2 separate regions of the Homo sapiens genome follow, and region 1 is linked to region 2. Evidence: chromatin loops called from intact Hi-C (ENCODE). Cell type or tissue: PC-3. All regions are shown on one strand. Region 1 has its middle 36 kb from the start of ATP6V1G3. Region 2 overlaps ATP6V1G3 (ATPase H+ transporting V1 subunit G3).

Evidence for each region. A loop is a pair of places that touch in the nucleus more often than their neighbours do. Peaks named below come from ENCODE experiments on the same cell type or tissue, not always from the same donor. Only the 100,000 strongest peaks of a DNase experiment are listed, where the experiment ranks them.
Region 1: it touches region 2 in a loop (2.6-fold over the local background); 4 of 110 quality-filtered maps call a loop at or near these places.

What each region holds. Positions count from the first base shown.
Region 1 is chr1:198,575,008-198,577,507 of GRCh38, forward strand. No RefSeq gene overlaps it. Among named protein-coding and RNA genes, the nearest start is that of ATP6V1G3, 36 kb to the left of the region's middle. In PC-3, no CTCF peak of the experiment used is centred here; a DNase peak (open chromatin) is centred at 1,284; H3K27ac peaks cover 1,612 bases.
Region 2 is chr1:198,528,697-198,531,196 of GRCh38, forward strand. It overlaps ATP6V1G3 (ATPase H+ transporting V1 subunit G3), which reads right to left. Exons shown (of 3, transcript NM_001376861.1): 2 at 385-485. Among named protein-coding and RNA genes, the nearest start is that of ATP6V1G3, 11 kb to the right of the region's middle. In PC-3, no CTCF peak of the experiment used is centred here; a DNase peak (open chromatin) is centred at 945; H3K27ac peaks cover 954 bases.

The DNA of each region.
Region 1 (2,500 bases), 46 kb after region 2:
CAACTTTGCAAGCCTCATTAAGCCAAGGATAATATCATCTCTAGAGATAAAATAACATGCCAGTCATTCAATCTACAAGCAAATAAAGTACATTTATAAGTATATTTGATTTTTACCATGTTAGACCTCAATGGACCTGTACGATGAATGCTGGGGCTTAGTGAGGCAAAGCATCAAATCCGAGGCCATGTGACAGAATTGGAACTAGAACCAAGAGGTATTATCTTTTTACCAATGTATCTAATGGTCACATTCCTTATTTCATGGTTGTGCATTTGGTCATTGATTGCTTGTAGCTCTTGGCATTAGGATAATTATTTATTATAAATGAAATAAATTTGAGTCAGTGATAATATGTTGTCAGGTATGTGAGGTTGCAATATACTTTATATCTTTAAATTCTTCAACCAACATACATATAGCACGTCACTTATGTGATAATATCTAACTCTTGATAATTCAAATTGGTTCTCATTCTTCTGATGTCATCAGTGCCAGTCTAGTTCTCTTTCTGATTATGACTATGGTGCTTACTTTAGTGTAGTTGCAGCCATAGGATACCAGGATTCTCAACTTTCCTTCTCTTGTCCTCCCTCTTCCTTTTCTTGTTTTTTATATTTTTCATTCCAGCTTTCTTAAAACATAAGGTCTTTGGTATTTTCTAAGACTTCCATCTGTGTTTTATTTCCTATCCTCTTTTATTTCTTTCAAAACTTGGCTTTGAAAGAGTTCACTTAGTCTTTTTTAAGTTTTTCTGTCCCCTCACCTAGGCCTGAAAACATGCTCAGGTACTCCCTAACACTGGAAATACCCTCTTAGCCCTGCCTGGAGCTAATAATCTTATTGTTCTTCTTCTATGCATCTCTAAGTTTCTTGAAAAGTGGTGTGCGTTAATTGCTACACTGCCTAACCACTAATTCATAGCCCCATACCATGTGTCTTGCTTCCCCATCCCTCTGATGAAATTGCTGTCTCAAAGGACAACATGAATTCATTATTGCCAAATCCAATGGCCTTTTCTTATGTTTGAGCTTCTTTTTCATGGCTGCAGCATTTGAGAATTTTTCTTTTCTTGAAAATATTTCCTCTTATACTCTGTGACCCCACCATTTCCTACTTTCCTCCCACCTTTGTATCACTTCTCAGTTTTCTTATCTAGTTCCTCTTCCATCTCTTTCCTCTTAAGCTCAGACATTCCCCCAAGGTTCTGTTCTCATTTATTTCCTCTACCTTTCACTCTGTCTTTGAGTCACTCATTCTCTTCCATAGCTTCAATTATCAGAGAAGTTGCTGACTTTCTGAGTCATAGACTTTAAGTAGCTGACCAAAGCAATGAAACTCCTCCTTCAAATATTGACATAATAATAAACCATTTTATAACATGTGCTCGTAACATTTATTGAGCACTTACTATTTGATCTATTAAATCCTCACAACAACTCCATGAAGCTGGATAAGAAAACTTGCCAAAGAGCCACACTTTCCAACTTAATATAGCTGGGATTCAATCCCCAGCAGTTGACTATAAATAACCTAGGGCACTCAAATTCTGCATATATTAGAAGAATTGTGGCACCTTGAATTTATTTGCAGGAACTCCTAAGCTATCACCACTAGGATGGTAGCTACAAAATCTTTCTGTCTAGCTACAGCCTGAATTCCATATAACTCTCTTTCTAGAATCGATTTTATTGAGGCAAATTGATGTAATATAAACTGCATATATTTAAAGTGTTCAATTTCATAAGTTTTGGCATATATACATATATGTATCTCTATAAAACCTTTACACTTTCAAGATAGTAAACACATCAATTTTCTGCAAACGTTTCCTGAATACCCTTCTCATTCCTTCTTACTTGCCCTCATTTCATTTGCCCAGAGGCAATTACTGATCTGCTTTCTGTTACAGGGAAATTTGCATCTTCTGGAGTTTTATAATTAATGGAATCATATCGTTTAGCCTTTTTATCTATCTTCATTCACTCAGCTTAATTATTCTGAGATTTATTCATGTAGCTGTATGTAACAACACTTTGTTCTTATTTACTGCTGAGTAGTATTTCATTATATGGATATACTAAAATTTATCCATTAACCTGTTTTTATATATATATTTATATATATATATAATACTTTAAGTTCTAGGGTACATGTGCATAACGTGCAGGTTTGTTACATATGTATATATGTGCCATGTTGGTGTGCTGTGCCCACTAACTCGTCATTTACATTAGGTATATCTCCTAATGCTATCCCTCCCCCTTCCCCCCACCCCACAACAGGCCCCGGTGTGTGATGTTCCCCTTCCTTTGTCCAAGTGTTCTCGTTGTTCAATTCCCACCTATGAGTGAGAACATGCGGTGTAACCTGTTGATGGACATATTGGGTTGTTTCCATTTTGGGATTATTGAAAACAATCCTGCTACAAATTTTTTGTGTCTTTGTTTGGACATATTCTTTTATTTTTATTGGGTAAATAACTAGGAGTGGACTTGCT
Region 2 (2,500 bases):
TATGTAACTAACCATATATATTTATATAAAAACATGTTCTCTGAAGTTATTTTACTAAAACATGTAGTCAATAATCAGTGGTAGGAATGAGACTTTAAGCAATCCCTTCAGCTTGTATATTTGTGAATATGATTTTTAATATATACTATATATTACATAATAACTACTGATGGACCCTTTATGTGAGAAATTAAAAATGCCTTGAAAGTGAAAATGTAAAATCAGTAATTATTATGTTTAAGATTTTGCTTGATGTTCAGCTTGATTGAACTATATCTGCTCAATTGCAGCATATTTTTTTCTGTCAATATCCTATATTAAACCTTATAAATATGAAGATCTTATCTATTCTGCATAAGAAACAGTGCTGACTTTCTTACTCACCTTAGATTGTTTTAGTCGAAACTCTTTATCTCTCTGCATTCTGTACTGGTCAATTTCTACCATTGCTTCCTCCTTGGCTTGCTTCAATCGCTTTCCTTTTCCTGAAAATTAACAAATATATATATATATATATATAATTATATATATCAATATATAAATATTTATTATATATATCTCAACAAGGATATATATATTAACAACTGTACATATATGTTACACACGTATGCATATGGAGCTGCAAACTTAGTTTTTTTAAAATAGATACATTCTTCCTTATTTTTGATGATTTTTTCTAGAATGGCAAACTTTGCTAAAAAAATAGATATTGAAAATTTTATTATTTTTTATTGGATTCTTTAGGACACGTAAATGACAACTTTTTTTTGCACTTACATGTTTAAATAAAATATCTGCCCATTTACTCACAGCAGTAATGCCAGAGAACAGATTTTAGCTGTCACTTACTCAAAAAGACATTATTTGGTCAGATTTTCAGTCTTGATTTGCTGCCAGAATCCTTCAGTCCACACCAACTGGATCCTATTTAACACTGGCAGATCTCCAAAATCACTACAAACATGCAACTCAGACTCTATCAAACTAACTTACAATTTTTAAAAACGTTTTATTGGGATTTTTCCTTACCATTTGTTGACTCTACAATGTCTGATTAAGCCTCAATACATCAAAGCAATTTTTTTTTTTTGTAACTTTCTCTGAGGGGAACTTGCTTGAAAGTGGCTATAAAACCAATTGTTTTTAATGATTAGGAGATTTAGTTAAGTAGCCTTTTTTCTTTTATTAAGAGCAAAGGTGTAAGCCTTAAGCTAGCAGACAACATAAACGAAAGTTTTAGACGAATACAATGCTGTGGTAATCATTAGCTGAGCACATGACTTTTTTTGACAACCAGAGTAAGTTTGGGGGGGGTTACAGACAAATATTAATTGGTGCTTTGCTCTCTCCACCCACCACCTTGGGGCTTAGCTACTAATGCTTCATGATCATTAAAACTTTAAAGAAATTCTGAACTACATTAAAATTCTTTTTTTCTATGAATCTATTGTCTTTCAATTTCAGTAAAATGCCTCCATTCTTTTACCCATTTTATAGTTTTTTTCCTCTGATAATGTTTCTTAAGTATTGTTTACAATTTCTGTCAACCATTTGTTATATTGTAAAGACTTTGAACTAAAGAATAATGTGTTCTCAGGTAGCATGAAAGAAAATCTTAGTGTAAACTTTTATCTGTCTCCCATTTACCTATGCATGTATCTACCTTTGCAGCATTTGCACAGAGATTGTTTCTCAATTTCTTTCCCTTCTAAGTATGAGTTGCTTCACTAGTCTCTGTATGTATATGGGATAAAAATAGAGTCACTGAGTTACAAACTGAAATGTGTCTCTTTTAATATCTACCACCCTTGAATGGAACTGGGAAGTCCTCATTCAGAACAGATATTTAGCTCTGCCTACACTTTCTTTAAAATCTGAGATCTGCTGAAAACTACTGCTCTTCTGTTGCTTGAGGCTTAATGGAACATTAATAGCAATGCTTATCTTTATATTAATTAATGCTCATTACCATTTTGTATATACTGATTCCTTCATTCTCTATAGTTGTAACCATTTTGTGACAACTACATATATATTATTCACAGAGATTCTCTGTGAGCAGAATAAATCGATGATATGTTGGTAGGAAAAACTATTCCTTGATCTCCAACCCACTTTCTTCTATCTGTTTGTCATTTACATCAGAACAAAAATACAGAATGTTAATGTATTGATTTTTTTTAGTAATAATGGGTTGTAGGATACATAATTATTTTACAAAATAAATCACATGCCTCACTACTCTCCATCTTAATTGCATAATATCTAAAAATAGTGGTTTTAAAGTTATGCCTCTCTAGCACATTAAAAAAAAAATCATAGGAAAGGGTCTGTGTGCCCTACCCTTGAGTGGAATTCAGCACTCCACTAAGAGGCTGTATATTAGCTCCATCACACGGTGACAGGCTCAGAGCGTGTCTGTGATTCCCTTGTCATGGCACCAGTCACCTGCTGGTTCTCATTCAATTAAATGGGAGAGCCACAGGGAAATCGTTGCTGG